6 separate regions of the Homo sapiens genome follow, and regions 2, 3, 4, 5 and 6 are each linked to region 1. Evidence: chromatin contacts called from ENCODE Hi-C or POLR2A ChIA-PET data. All regions are on one chromosome and are shown on one strand. The core of a region is the stretch at or near the end of the contact, and the rest is flanking DNA. Distances in the headings are between cores, read along the strand shown.

The links. Hi-C counts contacts between places; a loop is a spot of excess contacts on that map. ChIA-PET counts read pairs that join two places held with the same protein, here RNA polymerase II (POLR2A). Pooled maps may share reads with other maps.
Region 2: a map of B cell shows a loop between it and region 1 (8-fold over the local background). The contact joins the promoter of BROX here to the promoter of BPNT1 in region 1. A Hi-C loop is called at or near these places in 3 of 168 maps with a recorded cell type or tissue (B cell, CD8-positive, alpha-beta T cell and naive thymus-derived CD4-positive, alpha-beta T cell), 3 of 37 single-sample maps with no recorded cell type and 15 of 50 pooled maps. POLR2A ChIA-PET finds 5 or more read pairs at or near these places in 4 of 52 experiments (Caco-2, MCF 10A, OCI-LY7 and 1 more).
Region 3: a pooled map shows a loop between it and region 1 (4-fold over the local background). The contact joins the enhancer-like site here to the promoter of BPNT1 in region 1. A Hi-C loop is called at or near these places in 3 of 168 maps with a recorded cell type or tissue (B cell, CD4-positive, alpha-beta T cell and naive thymus-derived CD4-positive, alpha-beta T cell) and 11 of 50 pooled maps. POLR2A ChIA-PET finds 5 or more read pairs at or near these places in 1 of 52 experiments (activated B cell).
Region 4: a map of CD8-positive, alpha-beta T cell shows a loop between it and region 1 (6-fold over the local background). The contact joins the promoter of MIA3 here to the promoter of BPNT1 in region 1. A Hi-C loop is called at or near these places in 1 of 168 maps with a recorded cell type or tissue (CD8-positive, alpha-beta T cell) and 8 of 50 pooled maps. POLR2A ChIA-PET finds 5 or more read pairs at or near these places in 1 of 52 experiments (GM10248).
Region 5: a pooled map shows a loop between it and region 1 (9-fold over the local background). The contact joins the promoter of TAF1A-AS1 here to the promoter of BPNT1 in region 1. A Hi-C loop is called at or near these places in 2 of 37 single-sample maps with no recorded cell type and 6 of 50 pooled maps. POLR2A ChIA-PET finds 5 or more read pairs at or near these places in 2 of 52 experiments (HEK293 and activated T-cell).
Region 6: a map of naive thymus-derived CD4-positive, alpha-beta T cell shows a loop between it and region 1 (11-fold over the local background). The contact joins the promoter of SPATA17 here to the promoter of BPNT1 in region 1. A Hi-C loop is called at or near these places in 1 of 168 maps with a recorded cell type or tissue (naive thymus-derived CD4-positive, alpha-beta T cell), 1 of 37 single-sample maps with no recorded cell type and 7 of 50 pooled maps. POLR2A ChIA-PET finds 5 or more read pairs at or near these places in 1 of 52 experiments (activated T-cell).

The regions. Positions count from the first base shown.
Region 1 is chr1:220,087,780-220,091,446 of GRCh38, reverse strand. It overlaps BPNT1 (3'(2'), 5'-bisphosphate nucleotidase 1), which reads left to right and starts at 1,659. Exons shown (of 9, transcript NM_006085.6): 1 at 1,659-1,761. RefSeq lists an enhancer at 1,359-1,548.
Region 2 is chr1:222,710,641-222,714,307 of GRCh38, reverse strand. It overlaps BROX (BRO1 domain and CAAX motif containing), which reads right to left and starts at 1,744. Exons shown (of 13, transcript NM_144695.4): 1 at 1,366-1,744. It overlaps AIDA (axin interactor, dorsalization associated), which reads left to right and starts at 1,817. Exons shown (of 10, transcript NM_022831.4): 1 at 1,817-2,100. The coding sequence starts at 1,991. RefSeq lists enhancers at 547-766, 1,135-2,049 and a silencer at 1,717-1,936.
Region 3 is chr1:222,652,987-222,656,653 of GRCh38, reverse strand. It overlaps MIA3 (MIA SH3 domain ER export factor 3), which reads right to left. Exons shown (of 28, transcript NM_198551.4): 14 at 3,524-3,646; 15 at 3,315-3,426; 16 at 2,356-2,411; 17 at 2,175-2,265; 18 at 1,861-1,999. Among named protein-coding and RNA genes, the nearest start is that of MIA3, 37 kb to the right of the region's middle. RefSeq lists an enhancer at 1,443-1,682. Within about 2 kb of position 1,598, at least 10 of the 41 ENCODE cell types and tissues checked have a DNase peak (open chromatin) inside an H3K27ac peak, as active enhancers do; they include B cell and CD4-positive, alpha-beta T cell, where a contact is called at or near this core.
Region 4 is chr1:222,616,257-222,619,923 of GRCh38, reverse strand. MIA3 (MIA SH3 domain ER export factor 3) reads right to left here and starts at 1,827. Exons shown (of 28, transcript NM_198551.4): 1 at 1,681-1,827. The coding sequence starts at 1,813. RefSeq lists enhancers at 787-846, 1,127-2,009, silencers at 1,530-1,789, 1,960-2,029 and a cis regulatory region at 2,835-3,417.
Region 5 is chr1:222,587,852-222,591,518 of GRCh38, reverse strand. TAF1A-AS1 (TAF1A antisense RNA 1) reads right to left here and starts at 1,599. Exons shown (of 3, transcript NR_110613.1): 1 at 1,557-1,599; 2 at 1,112-1,261. TAF1A (TATA-box binding protein associated factor, RNA polymerase I subunit A) reads left to right here and starts at 1,586. Exons shown (of 11, transcript NM_005681.4): 1 at 1,586-1,792; 2 at 2,954-3,076. The coding sequence starts at 2,956. RefSeq lists enhancers at 553-1,085, 1,086-1,619.
Region 6 is chr1:217,629,772-217,633,438 of GRCh38, reverse strand. It overlaps SPATA17 (spermatogenesis associated 17), which reads right to left and starts at 2,095. Exons shown (of 11, transcript NM_138796.4): 1 at 1,993-2,095. The coding sequence starts at 2,060. It overlaps GPATCH2 (G-patch domain containing 2), which reads left to right and starts at 2,349. Exons shown (of 10, transcript NM_018040.5): 1 at 2,349-2,523. The coding sequence starts at 2,468. RefSeq lists enhancers at 2,071-2,310, 2,341-2,410.

The DNA of each region.
Region 1 (3,667 bases), core at 410-2,909:
ACCTATGAGAGGATACAATGAACACTTGGGAGATGGCTACTCTTTAGGATGACTGCAGATTTCTATTCTCACTTGTTGAGCTTACCTTGCATTATGTTTGTCTTTATTTAAGCCATTTGTACTTGTCATGTAATTATACAATTTAATTATAAAAACCAAAGTATGGCCAGGTGCAGTGGCTCATGCCTGTAATCTCAGCACTTTGGGAGGCCGAGGCGGGCGGATCATGAGGTCAGGAGTTCGAGACCAGCCTGGCCAACATGGTGAAACCCCGTCTTTACTAAAAAAAAAAAAAATGCAAAAACTAGCTGGGCTGGGTGGTGTGCGCCTGTAGTCCCAGTTACTCAGGAGGCTGAAGCAGGAGAATAGCTTGAACCCTGGGAGGCAGAGGTTGCAGTGAGCCGAGATCAAGCCATTGCACTCCAGCCTGGGCGACAGAGTAAGACGCCGTCTCAAAAAATATATATATGTATATATGTGTGTGTGTGTGTGTGTGTATATATATATATATATATATATATATATATATATATATGGTTAAAGTAATATAATTTAAGTTATGTATATTTTTCCACTTCCCAAAAAGGGTCTACTTAACTCACAGAGTTATTGTGAAAATCAAATGAAGACGTAAAAGCCTTTTTAAGCTGGGCGCAGTGGCTCACACCTGTAATCCCAGCACTTTGGGAGGCCGAGGTGAGCAGATCACCTGGGGTCAGGAGTTCAAGACCAGCCTGGCCAATATGATGAAACCCCGTCTCTACTTAAAAAACAAACAAAATTAGCCCGGCGTGGTGGCGCGCCTGTAGTCCTAGCTACTTGGGAGGCTAAGGAGGAAGGATCGCTTGAACCCAGGAGGAGGAGGTTGTAGTGAACCTAGACTGCGCCACTGCACTCCAGCCTGGGCGACAGGATGAGACACTGCCCCCTTCCCCAACCACGCCCCCCAGTAAAAGATCCCATCTGTACACAAAAAATATTTTAATTAGCTGGGTGTGGTGGCGCGCACCTCCACCAGTAGTCCCAGCTACACGGAAGGCTGAGGCGGGAGGATGGCTTGAGCCTAGAAGTGGGAAGGCAGCAGTGAGCCGTAATCGACTCTGGGCGACAGAGCAAGCTATCTATCGCTTAAAAAAAAAAAAAAAAAAAAAAAAAAAAAGGTAAGCAAGCATCTTTGACACAATTCTGCATAAAGTTGCTGTGTTATTGCGTGGGGAGTGGGAGGTGGAGGTGTGTGTGGTGGACCTGCTGAAGCCTGTCCACGGACCGCTAGGGGTTCGAAGTTAAATAGCCGCAGAGTGGTATCACTAATACAAAGAACATTTTAAAACAGTGAACTCTACGAAGTGGGCTGGAAGACAGCTGAAACCAAAACCAATCTTTTTTTTGTTTCAACACACTGTTGCTGGCTTAATGTGTTCTTTCCTTCTTCTTTTTCTTTTTTTAGCCAATCTTTGAAAGTTGACACATCTTTCGCTTTTATTTAATGCAACAGGTGACTTGCACCTACGGAGAGCTTGGAGAAAACACGGACAAGTGGAATTTTCCCGCGGATCAGGAGTCTAAAGAGGCAGTGTGAAATCGCTGTTGTGCGCTTGCGCGCAGTTTCCCGCATGCTCAGTAGCTGAGGTAGGGATGCCATCCTTCTCAAAAGACTTATTGACAGTGCCAAAGCTCGGTACTGGACACAACGAGGGACCTGGGTCTACGATAACGCGCTTTTGCTCCTCCTGAAGTGTCTTTGGTCCAACGTTGTTCCAGGTTTGTCACCGTTTCTCTCCGGCCGGTCAGGGCAAGAGCCAGGTAGATAGGATTTATGTTAAAAAAATAAAACGAAAAAGGTTTATGTGAATCAGATTGCTTCTCCAGATATTCTAACTTCCGACTTGGACTCTTGAGTGTCGATATTTTAATTGTTTATCTGTGCTTTTATTTTCGTGATCCGGAAGGTTTTTATAGCCATATACTGTAGAAACAAGACAAACCTAGACATTGAGTTTGTTGATGCACCCAAATTTAGAAACTGCTTGGTACCTAAAATTAAATTTCTTTAAACAGCAAATATTCTTCCAACTGCCATTTCTACATATTTATAGGTTTGCGTGATTTATTTGGATTTCTCTGTAAATATAATTGTTGGTTCAAAAGATACGTACTTTATACTTTTATTAAGGTTCTCAAAACTCTCCTAAGAGGGTTCACCGCTTTGCCAACAATGCTCAGGAACATGTTCCCTCACACCCTTGCAAACTGGACAAAGGACAAACTCTTCTTCTTTCTTCTTTTTTCTTCTTCTTCTTCCTCCTCCTTCCTCCTCCTTCTTTTTTTTTTTTTTTTTTTTTTTTCGAGACGGAGTCTCGCTCTGTCGCCCAGGCTTGAGTGCAGTGGTGCAATCTCGGCTCACTGCAAGCTCCACCTCCCAGGTTCACGCCATTCTCCTGCCTCAGCCTCCCGAGTAGCTGGGACTACAGGCGCCCACCACCAAGCCTGGCTAATTTTTTTTGTATTTTTAGTAGAGACGGGGTTTCACCGTGTTAGTCAGGATGGTTTCGATCTCCTGACCTCGTGATCTGCCCGTCTCGGCCTCCCAAAGTGCTGGGATTACAGGCGTGAGCCACCGCGCCCAGCCTTTCTTTCTTTCTTTTTTTTTTTTTTTTAAGACAGGTTCTAGCTCTGTCCCCCAGGCTGGAGTACAGTGGTGCCATTATGTCTCACTGCAACCTTGACCTCCCAGGGTCTGGTGATTCTCCCACCTCAGCCTCCCGAGCAGCTGGGACTACAGGCATGTGCCACCACACCATCTAATTTTTGCATTTTTTTGTAGAGACGAGGTTTTGCCATGTTGCCCAGGCTGGTCTCGAACTCCTGAGCTCAAGCAATACACCAGCCTTGGCCTCCCAAAAAGTTCTAGGATTACGGGTGTGAGCCACTGCATTCAGCGACAATTTTTTTTTTTTTTTTTTTTTTTGAGTCGGAGTCTCTGTCGCCCAGGCTGGACTGCAGTGGCGCGATCTCGGCTCACCACAACCTCTGCCTCCTATGTTCAAGCAATTTTCCTGCCTCAGCCTCCTGAGTAATTTTTGTATTACTATGCCTGGTTAATTTTTGTATTTTTAGTAGAGATGGGGTTTCACCATGTTGGCCAGGCTAGTCTTGAACTCCTAACTTCAGGTGATTCACCTGCCTTGGCCTCCCAAAGTGCTGGGATTACAGGTGTGAGCCACCGTGCCCTGCCAAATTTTCTTTTCTATGCCAATCTTAAAAATAAACAATCATGGCCCGGCGCGGTGGCTCACGCCTGTAATCCTAGCACTTTGGGAGGCTTAGGCAGGCCATGAGGTCGGAAGTTCGAGACCAGCCTGACCAACATGGAGAAACCCTGTCTCTACTAAAAATACAAAATTAGCCAGGTGTGGAGATGCTTGCCTGTAATCCCAGCTACTCGGGAGGCTGAGGCAGGAGAATCGCTTAAACCCGGGAGGCAGAGGTTGCGGTGAGCCAAGATCTCGCCATTGCACTCCAGCCTGGGCAACAAGAGCAAAAACTCTGTCTCAAAAAATAAATAAATTAATTAATTAATTAAAAATAAAATAATCATTTCTCATTGTTTTAGTTTGCATTTCTTTCATAATTAGTGAAGCTGAGTATTTATGTATTTAATGGCCAG
Region 2 (3,667 bases), core at 495-2,994, 2.6 Mb before region 1:
CCCAGGAGGCGGAGCTTGCAGTGAGCCGAGATGGCACCACTGCACTCCAGCCTGGGCGACAGAGGGAGACTCCGTCTCAAAAAAAAAAAAAAAAAAAAGCAGCATGTCTTGTCTAAATGTCCTTGGGTAGGTAGTGCAGCAGATAATAAGGAGAAAGCCCAGGCGAAGACCTAAACATGGCAATTAGATTCCAGGAAGTAACTGAGAAAAAATTCTGATAAGGTTCATTTAATTTGAAGGCACTAAAAAATTCTGACAATCGACTTTTCCTAGTATTAGAAAATAATGGTGGCTGTACAGTGTATGAAATGCCTACATTAAGTGCTTCCTTTATGCTATTTATTCATGACAAAGCTGGTTTTGAGGAGCACCACATACTTAATGAATAGAGAATACAGTGTGTACCCAACGAAAAACTGAGCAGGTTTATTTAGGACTCAAAACATTTAACGAGTTATTTCAGAAAATATCATCTTCTACACATCTTCCATATAAATTCCGATAGCCTAATACAGCATCTATGTGCCTACAAATAATATCACACTCAGCACTTGAGGCTGCGAAATCTTCCACAAATACTTCTTTTAATGCGGCCTCCTACTTCCTGGATGAAAATGTCTGAAGTTTTGCGAATCTTTACTTCAGGAAAGAAGAGGGTTTCTGCCCCTGCCCCATCTTCTCCCCTTCTGCGACCCGGCGGTCTTCAGTTTTCGGGAGTTCCTAGGGTGGGATAGAAGAACGACACACCCACCCGCAGGGACAAGGGTGCCTTTAGAGCCACCAATACAACATTCGGATCGAAGCTGTAAGCTAACACACTTCCACAAGAGGACTCCCGCTCCTAACAAGGGACCCCCACCCCGGAAGCCCCGAGTCCCCAGAGGAACCTACCTGAGCGCCGCCCCCGAGCTCTGAGCGCCCACTTCCTGTTTACCACCCAGCCTCTTCCTCCCGTGCCCAGTCCCGTTCGAGGCAGCGGGCGGCGACCGTGCGCACGCGCCAACACTTGAGTTCCCCTCTTTCCAAACAGGCATTTTTGTGGAAAGCCGATACTGTCAACCCGGGAGAGGTGGCCAGACAACGGCCGAACGAACCCCAGTTTAGCTTGTATTATAAGCTCTCCAATGACCAATGGAGATGCGGGGCAAGGGGATTCAGCGGATCTAGCTGTTAATGCCACTGATTTGTGGTGACCAATATGGATTTTCTTTCTGTCGTTTGTTTCAAGGCACTAGAAGGAGACTTTTGGTCCACTGTCCAGGGGTCTATGGAGACTAATGTAAAAGGGGGTGATCCTATTGCTTGAGACTCCGGGGAAGTAGCGGGGGATATTACTGAGAAACACCCATCCTCTGACATACTTACCAAATTTCTCAGAGTCGGTTCAGCAGTTCTTCTAAGGGAAGAAGGGCAATATATCGGAGTCCACAAGCGAGAAAAAGAGGGAGTCGGAGAACCGAGACTACAGAACCAGGGTGACGGAAAACCAGGACGGCGCCAAGCCGGAGTCACGTGACCCGGCGGCCATGATAGCTACCGAGGCGGTAGTGCGCGCAGCTCAGGGGCGGGTATTGCCGCGGCGTTGCAGTCCCCTCAAAACGCTTCGTTCATCATCCCTTTCTAACTTCTCCCTCGGCCTTCCTTTTGAGCTATGGTCTTTTTCCCAGACAGGAAGAGAAGAGTTGCCCCTACCTCCGGAGCCGAGGGAGAATGCCGCAATAGCGATGGCGGCCCTCGGCGCAGTGGGGCGGCCTCAACCTAACCCGGGGCGGGGCCTCGGGGGCGGGGTCTCGGCGGGGCGGTCGCTTTGGAGCCGCAAAGTTTGGCTGTGGCGGCAAATGGGCTTGGGCGGCTCCTCGGCGGGTGGCGGTGGTGGCCGTAGCGGTTCCTCCTGGCCCTGTTAATGTCGGGGCCAGGCCGGGGGAGGATGGCGCCCTAGAACCCGGCCTTGCTGGGGTAGGGGCGGGAGGGGACGGGGTGGGGACCGGCCATGTCGGAGGTGACCCGGAGTCTGCTGCAGCGCTGGGGCGCCAGTTTTAGGAGAGGCGCCGACTTCGACTCTTGGGGCCAGCTGGTGGAGGCGATAGACGAGTATCAGATGTGAGTGACTAACCGCGGGAGCAGGCCAGACCGGCTCCAGTCGTGCGCCTCTCCCTTGTTTCTGTCGGTGTCTCTCATCACCGTATCTGCAGCCAAGGCTTCTCAGGGTGGGGCTCCGCAGGCACTGGGGCTGAGATCCCTCGCCACCAGCCCCAGCGAGGCTGCTCTAGGGACAACGGCTCCGCTCTCTGGGGTGACTCGCCTTCTTCCCTCTCCGCCTCCGCAGGGACAGTTCCATTCAACAGGTAGCCCTTCTTTCCTGGGGCGCAGGCCCCAGCAGGCTATCTGCTTAGTTCCTTTCCACCGTCTCGCGGGTCCCCCACTTGGCAGTCAGTTTCCTTTCCTCCTCCTCTCCCAGGTTGCTTTTCCTCGATTTCCTTTTGAAATTCTCTGAGGAATACTTGTGTGTTCTCCGCCCACGTTCCAAGGATGAGTGGCCTTGCTCTGTGTGTGTCTTCCTTCTTCCATGCGTAGGAAAGGAGGGAACTGTTTGCGATTGAGGGGATGGGGGGGAGCCCAGGAAGCAACGAGGGCCAGGGATACCTCTTCTGCCAAAAGAAGGGTCTCCTCTCGCGCTCCTTCTCCACCCCTCTTTCTGGTGAGCCGTGTTTTCAGAATTCCACCTCGATTTCGTTTCGGTTTCTGGGACTGTTATTTGGTAGGCTGTGAGTCCCACCCACCCCCTCGCTCGGTTGCCTTGGGTGGAGTCCGCGCAGGATGTGAACCGAAGAGAGCAAAATGTGAATTAATGGACCACGCACAGGAGCTCCACGCCCTCCTTGGATCCCTCCTCCTTTTCCTGTATATAATGTATAGCCGCAGGGTACAAGTGAGTACCAGTTTCCTTGAGCAACCTAAGACCAATTTCTTGCCCTTTCTGGTTTCCACAGAAAACTTCAGGGTTGTCTTAAAAAATAAAAGACAAGATTTATATACACATAAAACCTTGCTTAGGTTTTTGCACATTTTACTGAACTTAAGAACTGTCTGCCAAAATGCTATTGTTTGCAAACTCGCCATTAATTATTCTCTGTTTAAAGCAAGTTATTGTTTGAGATTTCACTGAGTATGAAACCACGTATGAGTAGAATACCCCCGGCCTCCCCCACCCCCCATCCGCCCCCGACACACAACGATTTCTGGCAAGAATATACGCTTGGTACTTGGAAGATCTAAACTCTTATCGTCTCCCCGCAATAGTTATTTGTTTTTATCTATTAAGATAATTTAAATGTGTAGGTACTGACTTTGAATCGCCTGTAGCTTCAAAAAGCTCTGACAAAAACCCGTGCTCTGAGCCATTTTGCGATGTGTAACAACTACTAGCATTTGTTTTGCACTTTCACATGATTTCATTTGCTCTTGCAATAACCCAGTGAGAATATAATTATTCTCATTTTACGAAATGAGGAAAACTGAAGCTCAGGTTAAACAGATTACTCAGGTCACAAGCTGATACCACTGAAATCTGGGATTTAAAAAAGAAAATCCAAATCCTGTCTCTACTACAGAGTGCTTAAGATGTACTGAGAGAGTAATTCTGTAAGTGAATTAGACAAATGATAAG
Region 3 (3,667 bases), core at 349-2,848, 2.6 Mb before region 1:
CTCCAAACTCAAGAGATGTTTATAACCTCAAGCAGTATAAATGCAAAAGAAAAAGCAGGAGGGTAGGGTGGAAGGGTGATGACAAAACCCTACATGTAGGCACCTCCCAAGAAAACTGCTGAAAAACCAAAAAGAAAATGACGAAAGGCAGCTAGGGCAGGCATAAAACATTTGAAAAAAGAGAAAAGAGAAAATAAGAATGATAATAGATTCCTCAAAGAAACTTTAAAACTAGAGGATAACTGGTTATCTTTAAAGTGCTGATACTAAACAACTATCGAAATTCCAGAACCAGCAGAAAGATCCTTTTAAAATGGAGTCAAACTAAAGACATTTTCATACAAAAGTAAACTCACTGAACCTGCATTAAAGTATATTCTTTGGCCGGGCGCGGTGGCTCACACCTGTAATCCCAGCACTTTGGGAGGCCGAGGCGGGTGGATCACGAGGTCAGGAGATTGAGACCATCCTGGCTAACACAGGTGAAACCCCATCTCTACTAAAAATACAAAAAAAATTAGCCGGGCATGGTGGCGGGCGCCTGTAGTCCCAGCTACTCGGGAGACTGAGGCAGGAGAATGGCATGAACCTGGGAGGCGGAGCTTGCAGTAAGCTGAGACCACGCCACTGCACTCCAGCCTGGGCGGCAGAGTGAGACTCTGTCTCAAAAAAAAAAAAAAAAAAAAAAAAGGGAAAGAAAGTCTGGAGATACGTGATTAGCTAGGGGACTGGCATAAAAGATGACAAGGGCCTGAATTAACACAGTGACTTTAGGGGTGGACAGTAGAGTACAAACCACACATGGAGACTGAATGAATTTTGGGGAAGTTGAATAAAACACTGCCACATCAATGGGTTAACTGTATCACGAAGAAAAACAGTTGCCATTTACGTAATTCACATTACTATTGGAGGCAGAGAAGTGCTCTTTTTTAAAAAGTAATGAAATGAGGAATGTCTCTCTGAAGCAGGACAGGCATTTATTTAGAGCTGGCCTGAACAAAACCTGGAAAATCTAAACTGGCTGCCTGGTGAGCAAAGAATTAGAGAAAAAGTTAATGGTATGGTTTCAATATTTAATGGCATACAGCAGTAGCAGTCTAAGCATTTAAAAAAGTTAAATTTGCTTAGCAAGAGAGGCCTCCTCACACACTGCCATATACACCAAAGAGTAAAACATAAGAGCAAACACAAATAGCAACTGCCACAGATAACCTATTTTTAGAGAATTCAGATGTTTTTGTGGACAAAAAACTTGAACTATAAAAATATACCTCTCAAAAGGTACCTCGCTCGAAATTTGAGATATGTATTTCAGAGGATTATTATCTAAATATACACACCAAATAGTTCTACATTCAAAACTCCTAATATCTTTGCCACAATTATGTTTAGTTTGAATATTTTACTCTGTGAAGTCCAAAACTAAATGTACCTTCAATAAGTAAATTTTCCTTTTTTGAAGTTTTTATTCTACTAAAACACGTCATACAAATCCCTCAGACTGTTTAAAGGAAATTACATAATTGACCACAAAGAAAGGAAAGTGAAACAAGTGGCGGAGCCACAGACAAGGCATGGCCAGATCTTCAAAAGAGAAGCACTCCCACAGCAGCGACCGTCAGTACCAGTACACTGCTCCCCCTTAAGTGAGTTACAGGCAACAGTTTTTGACTACTGGTTAGAAAGGAAAGAAAAATGCAGCTTATGAGAAACAAAGCAGAAAGAAAGAAAGACAAATTTATACTAATTACAGATGCAAAAGAGTACAATCCTGAAAAACGATAACATTATCTATATTAGTACACATTTATTTACTGACATGACAATACAGTTAACAGTAAATGATGATAATCTTACTTTTGCAAAGCCATCTCCTTCTGCTGATAGAGCTCATTCAGAATCTCCACTTTCTGCCTCAAGGTTTTGCATTCATCTTCCAGTCCAGCTTTGGCAGCTTGTAGTGAGTTGCGGTCATCTTCCAATTTCTTTACCTGGTCTGTAAAGGATAAAACATTTGAGTTCCATATGTGTGCACAAGAACTTGAGAACTTGGTTGGGGGCTGGTGCTGAGAGAAATGAGAAGTATGAAAGCAGGAAGCCGCTCTTTATCTTTCTAATGCAATTTTGTATCTTTCCAATATATAGCAATTTCTTCTCAAGAAGCAACCTACCTTCCAGGTTACATTTAGTGGACACGGAGGCTCTTAGCTTAAGCTGTAAAAGCTTTAGATCCTCTTCAACTACCGATATTGCAGTCTGTGTCTAAAAATTGCAGAAGAGACAAGTATTCATAAAAGTGAGGCATAGTAAAAGTATTCACAGGCAATTATGGGACTCTAAAAACGATTATACCCGAGAGACATCCATCATCTGCTTAATTTGATTTTTCATCTTCTCATTCCGGTCACCTAAAAAACAAAAGGCTTTCTTTCATTGCTTTTTCTTCCCTTGCTTTTTAAATCTATATTTTCTTGATTTACCCAAAACTAAACAATTGTCATGTTCAAACATTTAAAGAACAAACAAAAACAGAAAAGGATTAGACTGACTTTTAAGAGAACTGCAAACTTAAGACTGAAAAAGTGAATTCCCATTTGTACAATAAACATGTTATACATGCCATTATTGAGCAAGAAGAAACATGTGAGATAAAGCTCTTTCTTCCATCTGGGCTTAGTGTCTTATTCAGAAAGATTCCCTCCTATTCTCCTCCAGAATCTACTACCAGGTGTGGTTTAAAACACCCACTACACAAGCAATATCCAACTTGAGAGAGGGCATCTAGAAACATTTTCCTCATCAGTAAACACTGCAACACTATAGCCTCCACTCTCATGGCCTTAGTTTATGGATCCAACCACCTCAGTACTCTCAAAACCAGTTGTGGTTTTCTTTCATGGCCTTAGTCAGTTTATGCCTCCAACCACCTCAGTACTCTTAAAACCAGTTGTGGGCCTTAAAACCACACAGCTACTGAGATGACAAGTTTTAAAATGTTATCTCCATGAAATTGAAAAACAAGTTTCTACTACTGTATGTGTCCAATACTTAGAGGTGTAAGACATGACCAGTGCAGCTCCCGTGCACCCTTCTAGTCTCAATGTGAAAACAAAGTCAGTGTTCACTGCATGCTTACTGCTACACCTCACCCTAGCAATCCACCTCTGCCCAATGCAAACAGACACACATTCAAATCCAATGTATTTACACCTCGAAAGCTTAAGAGGAAATGCAGCCAGCTGAAAAGTAGCACTGGTGCACTTAAAGACAGGAAGGCAAAAGGGGTCCATCCTCCTTGAGGCTGATCTTACCTCCCACTTCTCCATTTGCTAATTCATCTGAATCATTTCCACCTTTATTTTGACCCTCAGATTCAGATTCACACTCTAACAGATTCAACTGTGTAATGCAGTTAGTCAAAGCCTAGAAAAGAAGTAAAAGGGCATTAAGAGTCTTTCCATTTAATTCAACAGATTTGATAATTCACAAGAATTAAGCTTGTATTCATGAACGCACTTACATTAATATTATCATCCTTGTGAGTAAGAGCTACTTCCAAATCTTTCTGAGACTTCTCAAATGATTTGATTTGCTCACTGAGCTCAGCATGTAATTTACTCCAGTCTTCGATTTCCTGCTGCAACTGCAAAGTTAAAACACATGA
Region 4 (3,667 bases), core at 578-3,077, 2.5 Mb before region 1:
AAATGCACCCTGTGGAACAGCTATTTGAAAACCACACAAGGGCACCGTACATACTCACATTACTAAACACTTTCTACAACACAACACAGACCCATCTAGACCTTGCTCCTGTTGATGCCTATTGTATTTGGTTTCCTCTGAACACGTACCATTTCTCAAGTTATGTTACAACCGTGAGCTCTTCTAACATCATGCCTCAGTACTGAAGAAGCATCAGTGATGTGATGATTCTCCAGGTAACCTGTTTTGAGGAACCCAGGCAGGGCAATGCTTGCAAGCAAAGAATACCAACTATCTTGCCATTGCCAACGGCAAATGGGTAACAGCGTGGCTTTGACCCAAGAAAACTAAAGGGAAAAATCATGGCAGTTGTACCGCTTTTGTAGTGTTTATTTACATCAACCACAGGGTTATCTCTAGGAATGGCTTCACACTCATTAGAGATCTCTTTTCTTGATTAGTGTTGTAGAGATACAAACAGTTCATATTATGAAATTCGGTTTTGATAACATCAATTTGAATATAAATAGCTAAACCATAGAGTTCTTGGCCTTCTTAAAATGAATACGTTTCTATAGGCATTGCTTAACAGTGTATGAAAAACCGTTTCTGCAGTGGCTATCAGTAAGTTACAAGGTTGAGACGGTCTGGGAGGCCCTAAAATGATCCTGGTCCGGCGAACATAGAGGGAAGAGGTTTCAACACGCAAGCGGCTAAGGCTAAACCAAGCTTGGCTTATGAGACCCTTGGAGTATTTACTGTCATTCCTGTAATAACCTTCTTCATCTGAGCCTGAAGATCTGTGCCCTCTCCACCGCCCACCTCCAATCCCAGACTGGAGAGCAATTCCGCTTCCTGCGCACAGAAGAGGAGGCTGCCGGTCCCAGGTGGCCGGTGCAGATCCTCGGTCTCTGCAGAGCGAAAGATTTTGGTCTTCCTGCAGTCCTGCCTAGCAGTCTGCAAGGCGGCTTCCAAGCACAGAAACGACAGGATTGATCAAAGTCGGGGCAGAGACCTCGGAATACAATGAGTGCTTGGACTCCAGACTCGTCCCAAACCTAAACTCCCAATTCCTGTTCAAAAGGCGGTACAAGCCCAAATCCCAATAAAGCAGAAGGGCAAAGGAGCAGCGCCAGGGAGCCTTTCCAAACAAACCCCACCATCAACCTGCCACTGGGAAAACGCCCACCGAGCCCTTAGCGCATCTGCCGGGGTGATGCACCCACCGAGGTCCCCGCAGCGCGGGCAGGAAAGCTTTGGTTGCGGCGTGGGGAGCCCAGACGCGCGGCGCGCAACCACATCTACCCTCCGAGCCCAGGCGGATTGGGGGGGTGGGAAGGGGACGCTGTGAGCCACTATTGGGGAAGCCGGGGACCACCGCAAGCAACCCCCCGCCTCAGCAGAGGAAAAATAAAACGCTGGCAACAAGTGGGAGGTGCAGCCCCCATGGTCAGGCCCGAGGGGCCGGGCGCAGGCAGAGCGGGAGAAGGCAGACACAGGGACCCGGAGCGCGCCCACCCCCGCGTTCAGCCCATCCCGCCTGCGACCCCCGGGCCGGCCAGGGGCTGCGGAACTCCCGTCCCCGCACAGCCCAGGCGGCGCCGCCGCGGAGACCCCCGGGGCCGGCGGAGACCCCAAGGCCAGCCGCCCCGAGGCCAGCCGCCCCTCCAGCGCACTCACTGCTGCATTCGTCGTCCGCGCAGAGTTTGTGCTCCGAGAACCGCCGGCCAGTGCTGGGGTCCAGCTGGCCCGGCACCCGCCAGGGCAGCCGGAGCACGAGCAGCCAGACGAGCAGCCCAGGCGCCGCAGCCATGTTGTGGTCACCTCGGGGAGCCGGTGACGCGGAGGAGGAGGCCGGGGCGGGCGCAGAGGGGCGGGACGGGGGCGGGGACGGGGCGGGGACGGGGGGGCTGGGGCGGGGGCTGGGGCGGGGACGGGGCGGGGACGGGGGCGGGGACGGGGGCGGGGGCGGGGGCGGGGACGGGGCGGGGACGGGGGCAGGGACGGGGGCAGGGACGGGGGCAGGGACGCGGGCAGGGACCAGGCGGAGCGCCGGGGGCATGTGGGAAGACAAGCGCAGAGGGGCGGCGCCCGCGAAGGTCTGAGCAGTTTCCGACTGACACGTCAGCAGAGGCTCTAGGAGGGATGCGGGAGACCTCCAGGAGGAGGACTGACAGCAGCCTCCTCCTCTCCTCGAAGCCTTCTCCTCTGGTCGCTGCCGTGGCAACCAGGACTCCCTCGCCCAATCACCTGCCTTTGCCCCAGTCCCTCGCAGCACCTCCGCGTGACTCCATTCTTAGTTCACCCCTCCCCGCGCGCTTGGGTCCCCCAACCCTGCGCCATCTCAACAGGTCCCTTCTGGCGCCTTCTCGCAGTTTCTGGTTTGTGGCCTGTCCCGAACCAGCCCCCCACTTCACCCCGCTACTTCACCCCGCTACCCCCACTCTTGGCATGGTACCTCCTTTTCTGAACTGCCAAATCCCACCCGCGATTTGCCACTGTTAGTCTCTGGTTTCAGGCTCCCTCCTTTTCAGCCTCCCAGGGCTTCCTTGGGGGCACCATCCCGTGGTGCTCTTTGATTAAGAAAGGGGGAGGTGAGTGGAATAGGGGGCTGAGGATATAAATCAGAGCCCGTGGCCTGCTTGGTCGTTGATAGAAATGGGTAATGGTCCTTGGGCTGAGATCTTGAGATTCCTAGATCTATATCCATAGGAAAAAAGTAAATTAATTTAATAACAGTGTGATGAGCTTCCATTTTATACTTATTTCATGCCAGAATTAAGATTAATCTTCACAACAATCGCACCTTAGAGTAGTAGGTCCTATTATGATCCCCATTTCAGAGATGACTACCTTAAGGCATTCAAACACCTAGTGAGTGATGGAGCTAAGATTCAAACCCAGGTAGTATGCTCCTTTTTAATCACAGCTCTGTAAAGCCTCCATCAAGCAACAAGCAATTTTTGTACTTTCTTTCTGAGCAGGGAAGCAAAATCTTATTTAAATCATACTATAACTGGATGATTTATATGTGCAGTTAAAAAAGCGGGGGACTGCATGAGCAGGTCAGCCCAGAGAAGAGTGGCTACAATGCTCTCCAGAAGAGTGGCTACAATGCTCTCCAGCCCTGGTTGAAGAACTTGGCATCTGTCTGTGACCAGCAGCTTCTCATTGCAATCTCTAAGGTTACTCATCAACCTTGAACAACAAACCCAGCAGCTGGTTTCCCAAACAAATCGTATTACTTAAAAGCAAGAAGAAAGAATGTGGCTTGTCTGTGCAATCCATTATATCGAATAAGGAAAAAACGGTAAACAGATGCTCACAAATTTTTGTCTGTAGGAGCCGTGAGAGTTCCTACTGGGCCAATGTAATTCCAATGCTGTCTTGAGAAATATACATTTGGTAAGGTCACGGACAAGCACTTTCTATCCAAGTAGTAGTTCTGTTCATTCTTCATTTCTTTTCTACTGTGTATTTATTTGTTTTAATATCTTAGATGTGTCTAATAGGCATCTCTAACAATATGTTGAAAACCAAACTCTTTATCTTTTTCTCTCAAACTCTGCTCCTTTCGGTCTTCCCTATTTGAGGAATAGGAATGACAATTTAATTCCTATCTTCTAGGTGCTTAAGCCAAAAACATACAAACCATCCTCGACCTCTT
Region 5 (3,667 bases), core at 350-2,849, 2.5 Mb before region 1:
TTTCTGTCAGAATTGCAGCATGGGAAAGAAAAAGCATAGGTAGGGCACGTTTCCTACTGCTCCTTAGAGCTGTTTGAGAACTTCGAGGAAAATCTGAAAGCTCTTCCTCATTTTCGGGAGAACATAAACTTTTTTCCATGTAAAATCATTTCTGGGCTGGTTTTGGTGAATTTACACCTCAAGCCAATGGGAGAAAAGTAGCCAGACTAAGCCTCTAGACAAGAAAGTAATGATTATGTATGTTATTTTGTGTGTGGTCTCCTGGACTACGCATAATTTATGTTAGCCCTGCCTGTAGAGTTAGAGCACAAGCTTGAGTGAGGACTCAAGAACTAATGACAGAGAGAGCAGCAGAAGGAACTTTTCTTGCAAGTCCTTAACTACTGCATATTGTTTTATGCAGAAGACAACATAGAATCAACTATTTGTAGCATTTTAAGGAATCCATGTACAAAATTTTTTTTGACAGGGTCTCATTCTGTCGCCCAGGCTGGAGTGCAGTAGGGTGATCACAGCTCACTGCAGCCTCGACCTCCCTGGGCTCAGGTGATCCTCCCACCTCATCCTCCCGAGTAGCTGGGACTAGAGGCATGCATCATCACCCCAGCTTATTTTTTTTTATTTTTATTTTGTAGGGACGGGGTTTCATCATGTTGACTAGGCTGGTTTCGAACTCCTGAGCTCAAACTTTCCGCCTGCCTCGGCCTCCCAAAGGGCTGGGATTACAGGCATGAGCCACCGCGCCCGGCCTCAAACTCTTACCAGACCCTTTAATTTCCTCTCCGATACTCCGATTCTACTCAAACTGTTCACCTACACAGAGGAAACTCAGTGATTCCTGGGGGAGCCTATGCTATATTTGTGCATCCTCATTTGTGGACAAAATTCTTTCTTGCTGTGACTTGAAAGCAGCCTCCCTTTACCTTTCACTTATTAGTCCTAGTTCTGTTCTCTGCTGCTAAGAAAAAGGGTCTGATCCTTCTTTCACTGATCAGCCCTCCAAATATTGGAGAAGCACACTGCGTTTCCATGGGCCTGCAGTCCTTTTCCGGGATCATCTTCCCTAGAACCCCTCAACTGTCTCTCATTTCACACGGTTTAACCATCTTACCTTTAACCCATATTTCATTTGTTTGTCTCAATGTCCCTCATGAAAGTTGACCCAGACGGGTCCGCAGAACAACTTTTGCTGAGAAGGCAAAGGAAATTCTCGCCCAAATTGTGGAGAAGGCAGTCGAACCAATTAAACCTAAAGCTAAAACTGTAATAGAAAAGAACTTTCAAGCTCGCAATGAAAAGGCTATGCATGGATTTATCTCATCACAGCCACTAGCCACACCTCCACTCGTGCAGTGCGCCTGCGAGCCGAGCAGAAACCAATGGCCCATCGTAGTGAATTTCTCGGGTAAAGTGACATTCTCCGCTTTTGAATGCTCCCTTCGCCCAGCCGCCAACCCCTCGCCCCAATTTCCATTTTAAATGAAAGTCTCCCACTTTCTAGCTGAGACAGACAAAAATAAAACTCGGGCAAAACCAATCGCAGAGAGGCAGCTCACTGTCACTTCCTGGGTCACTTCCAGAAGTCACTTCCGGGGTCGAGGCGAGGCCAACGATACGCCTGCTGCAGCAGGAGGAGTTACGAGCCGGGCCGCGCGCTGCCTAAATACCTAAACCAGGTTTAGCGCCTGCTCATATAAAGCTCTCCTAACTCGTCTTCCGGTGGGAATTTCTTCACGTGGGCCGGAGTCGGAGACTGAGTTTAGCTTTACTGAGGAGCTCTAAATTTAGGCGGGTAAGTGCCGCAGATATCGCCCGTGGTTCCTGCGTTTAAATGGAACGGGAAGGGGTGTGTCAGGATTCATCCATGTTCTCCTGATATTTCCTCCTAATACCTGAAACCCTTGGGGTCTGAAAACGAAAGAAGGGGATAGAGAAGCTTTGGTTGCCGTGGCAACTGCGGGTCACCAATTTGGGTTTTTGAGGATTTGGAAAGGGAGGATTTGTGTAACTACTCCTGAAAACACGTGATGGGTCGGATTCAAATTCAGTTGTTACTTATAATTCATACTCCTAGCCACATGCTTTGAATTTAGAAGGTTTACTCTGGGTATAATGCAGAGATGCAAAATCTGAGCCAGGGTAATTGTTTAGAAAGCTGATGCGGTAATCTAGGCACTGTTTGAAGGGGTCTTGAACTAGAGTAGTGCTGTAGGATTGAAGAGGGGAAATAGGGGAAATTTGGAGGTAGTATCAGGGGCACTAATACTCGATTTCATATGGGTAATGAGGAAGGGGCCCTGAGCATCTTTAGGAGTAAGTCTAAACTCACCTTGGCTTATGATGATTTTTCTAGGTTCGTTTCTCACCTTCCGCACCCCTCCTCCACACGCACCTCGAATTCTAGTCATGCCAAGTAGTTTGGTGTTCTATTTCCTAGACTATCGTCCTCACCATTTTTTGTGATGTTAGGCAGGTTCCATCATTTCACTAAGCCCCTCAGTTTTTTCAACCTTCACATGGAAGAAAGTAATAGTACCCACCTCAGGATTGCTGTGGGGATTAAATTAGATAATTTATACTTCTAGTGCATAGTAAGGGCCTAATAAATATTAGCTGCTACTTCTATTCTTACTGTACTTTTCATATTGTTTTGTTATTATACGTTTTGCTGTTTCTTCGTCTAGACTTGAGATTTTTTAAATTAGAGGGGCAGTATCTTATTTATCTTTACATGGACTTGAAACATTAGTGGTTCGGTCTTTAATGGATCATTCATTTTGGCTGTTGCTGACATAGTTAAATTCATTTTTTACTTTAAAAGAGCTGACAGGTATAATGCATTTTGCTAATCAAATTATATTTATTAGATAAAAAGATAGCCGTTTTTCTGTACAACTCAGAAGACTGTGGATTAAGATGTACAGAAAGTAACTGATATCTCATCTTGTAATAGGTATGAGTGATTTCAGTGAAGAATTAAAAGGGCCTGTGACAGATGATGAAGAAGTGGAAACATCTGTGCTCAGTGGTGCAGGAATGCATTTTCCTTGGCTTCAAACATACGTAGAAACTGTGGGTAAGTAAAATAATAACATTGAGCCATTTTAACTTTAAGGAGGTGGTAAGATTCAATAGGGATACAAAATGAATAACCAGACTGGTTTAATTTTCAAGAGGAATATGTGGAGGGTTTTTTGGCTAAAAGCCAAAAGAAATCTTTTTTCTTTTAGAATTCTTTGCCCTTGGATTAATAATAGATAGTCTGTATTATGCTAGATACACATTTTTTCCAGTAATACTTACTGAGCACTTTTATCTCTGGCATTGATTAAATATTGGGGAGTCATAGGTGAAGATATGGTCTCTGCCATTGAGGAAAACATGCCTAGGAAGTGTTCAAGAAGTTGCTGTTGAATTGCATTGAAATTATTTCGAATAGAATTGATCGTGTAATAGATTTTTTTTTTTTTTGAGACAGAGTCTTGCTCTGTTGCCCACGCTGGAGTGCAGTGGCTAGATCTTGGCTCACTGCAACCTCTGTCTCCCAGGTTCAAGTGATTCTACTCAGCCTCCCGAGTAACTGAGATTACAGGTACCAGCCACCACGCCTGGCTAGTTTTTGTATTTTTAATAGAGACAGGGTTTCACCATGTTGGGCAGGCTGTTC
Region 6 (3,667 bases), core at 846-3,345, 2.5 Mb after region 1:
TCAGGCTTTTCTAGAACATTGTTCTATAGCTCTAAAAATATAGATTATCTAATAAATAGATAATTTCTACATTAACTTATAACATTGTGATAACCAAGTGAAATATCATATGTAGTTGTTCCTGGTGCAATCCCTCATATATAATCAGTCCTCAAAAAATACTGGTTGTTTCCCTTTCTGTCCATGTTACTCTATTGTTGTTATTATTTATTTATTTATTTATTTATTTATTTATTTATTTGAGACAGAGTCTTGCTCTGTCGCCCAGGCTGGAGTGCAGTATTGCGATCTCGGCTCACTACAACCTCTGCCTCCTGGGTTCAACTGATTCTCTTGCCTCAGCTTCCAGAGTAGCTGGGACTACAGGCGTGCACCACCATGCCTGGCTGATTTTTGTAATTTTAGGAGAGACAGGGTTTTGCCATGTTGGCCAGTCTGGTCTGGAACTTCTGCCCTCAAGTGATCCATCTGCCTCTGCCTCCCAAAGTGCTGGGATTACAGGCATGAGCCACTGAGCCCAGCTAGTATTGTAATTATTTTTTAAAAGCCTATATTCCATACAAGGATGTGAACATCATGATGGATGGGGCTTATTTCATTTATATATGTCATAAATACAGCACCTGCCACATACTCTAAATAAATAGATAATTTCTATGTTTAGCTATTGTTAGTATGTTTACTTAAACCAGGGCTACAGATTTATTGAAAAATTCATTAATGTGAGTCTTCAACAATTATTGTGTTACTATTATTTGTATGGGGCTATCATAGACGTTGGAGACAAAAATAATGGTGAGCAAAATAAGAGACACTGTCTCTGCTACTAGTTTAAGAGGGGAGATAGATATTATCTCATAAAAGAATGTAAAATTGAATTGTGATCAGTGCTGTAAGAGAGGTACGTTGTGAAATAATGATGTAGTAGGTGAGATAAACGTTAGAATAAAAGCAGCTCAGCAAGACCCTATCTCATTGACATATTTTCCATTGGTCTGTCATGTCACTGTATTCCATAATAGTCTAATTCACTTTTTTGCAGTTTCTTTTAAGTTACAAAAACTCCTGGGGCAATGCTTCTTTAAAATGAAACTCTTCCTGGGCAAGAAGTTTGGCTGTAGGGAGATGAAGAAGACTGCTAGTGGTTTTCTTACCCGTTATCTATTAATTAATATATTGGTACTAGTTACCGTGTCAGAATGGTTTAGACACTTTCATTTTATTTTATTTTATTTATATTTATTTATTTATTTATTGAGACAGGGTCTTAATTTGTCACCCAGGCTGGAGTGCAGTGGTACAATGTCGGGTCACTGCAACCTCTGCCTCCCAGGTTCAAGCGATTCTCCTGCCTCAGCCTCCGGACTAGCTGGGATGACAGGCATGTGCCACCATGCCCGGCTAGTTTTTGTATTTTTAATAGAGACGGGGTTTCACCATGTTGTCCTGGTTGGTCTAGAACTCCTGGCCTCAGGTGATTCGCCCCCCTCGGCCTCCCAAAGTGCTGGGATTACAGGCGTGAGCCACCACACCCGGCAGATACGTTCATTTTAAAAAGGCGAATGAGTCATAGAACAATTGAGTTTAGTGATGTTTGTAAAATAACGGAGGCTCAAATCCCTAGGTAGATGGGACACAATCTGAGTTCATTGGGCTAGTGAGTCAGGGTGACCCCCAGTCAGGGTATTGAACATAGGTTTCATCAAATTGCAGAGTGGTGATGTCGAAGAAAAAAAGCACTTTACAATTTTATCTATGCTGGGAGTTTCCTTAAATCATCTCACACTGAATATCTACGGCCCCTCTCTATTTAGAATTTCGTTGTATGGTAACAGAAACTCCCAATTATGTTTGCAGCCCATTAAGGGAAGAATTGGGTACTACTTAATGAATTAGGGTAATCGTTAAATCGTTAATTGGAAACTCCCGCTGAGGAACAACTGGTATAAAGTCACGCCCGCCCTTTACGCGATCCTTCTCTTCCTGACTTACCTGTTCCTAAAGTAGTACTGATTTCCTACAGTCGACGACCTAGCTTGCAGCCGGGCTAACGTGGCCATGGTCTCTTGGCCTTGGGTTTACAACTGGTGTTACTACCGGTCTCCATGGTAACTGGGCTAAACCATAGCTCACTCCCGGGGTTCGACTTTTTGTTCACTCCTCTTTTCTCTCATGCTGCTTTGACTTTAAGAGCACTAAAAAGAGAATTAAGAAATTTCTGTGTAGCACAAAAGTTTAATTTATTTGTCTCTGTCTCTACTGCGAGTAGGAAGAGGGGATTATAGGAAGGGGAAAGCAGTAAACGCGGAGAACTAATGGTTGCTCCGGGCATCCGGTTTCCGCCGCCTGTCGGCTTCCGGAAGCTCATCTCAAAATGCTGAACTGCTCTTTGGAAGTCGCCGGTGCTGTTGTAGTTGGAGTCTGTTCACGGGCCTGAGCTTCGAGGCCAGGCTCCCGGGTGTCGTTAATGTTCGGGGCCGCCGGGCGCCAACCGATCGGAGCTCCAGCAGCCGGGAACAGCTGGTGAGGCTGGCGGCCCTGGGGAGGGGGAGGTCAGGGAAGGGTGTGATTGCCCGAGGCCGCTCCGCTGGACCTGGAATGGAGGCGGGAGGGAGCTGTGATGGATGATCTGAAGACATCTAGGCCTTGCTCTCACTCATTCCTGGGATGCACGCAGTTTGAGGGAGCTCTTGGGTGTGTGCCAAAGATTTGTGAAAGAATACAGTAAATGTTTTCTGATTGCTTGTTTAACAATATTTTAGAAGTCAAGCTTCCTGTACTCCAGGAGCAATTCATCTCCTCATTGATTGTTGACAACACTAGGGACAGGAAGAATTTATCTTAATCCGGGCCTTATTCCCCACTCCTCTTTCAATATTTACCAGATTATACCAAGTCTTTTGGAAGATAAATTCCAGAAATCTAGAGTTCTGGAAGTTCAATCGTGGAAAACACATCACCCTCTCACCCCCTTTTTTAAAGAGAGAGGGTAACCTACCTGTTTCCACCCTCTTGAACATTCTATTCAAGTTAAAGTGAGATATGTATGGGGGCTTTCCAAGAACCTATAACTGTCAGGATTAAGTTTGGGGCTTGACTATGTCTATGGTATCATGTTAGAATAATATATTGCTTTGACTTTTCAAAGTATTTCCACAAATTAATACACTTTATCCTATGACAGCCTTGTGATAGCAGAATATCACAAGCACAGAAAATTCAAGTACCGTGTCCAAAGTTGCCCTGTACATTTTAATCCTAGAGCTAGAATCCTGATTTGGGGATTTCTAGTTGAACACTCTGTATTATCTGTCCTGTTTTTCTCCCAAGCCCTTTTCCTCCAAACATAACATAAGACAACCAGTGACACAAACAAGCAATTTCCCATTGAAAATCCTCAAACATAAAGTTCTGACCAACAGGTGAAAGAAATGTGGCTAAATGGTGCGTGTTCATTCCTAGATTCTGCAAAAATTAGAACATGAGGAATTCTAGTAGTCTGTGATCTCAGATAATTGCTTTTCCATCACCTATCACTGAAAAGTTAAAAGAATACCTTATCCAAAATATTTCTAGTTGGACCTGATCATCCTGTAGTTAATTTTATAGTGAATATAGATTTGATTATACTATTTGTAAATTATTACATTTTCCAGTGAGAAAAGTA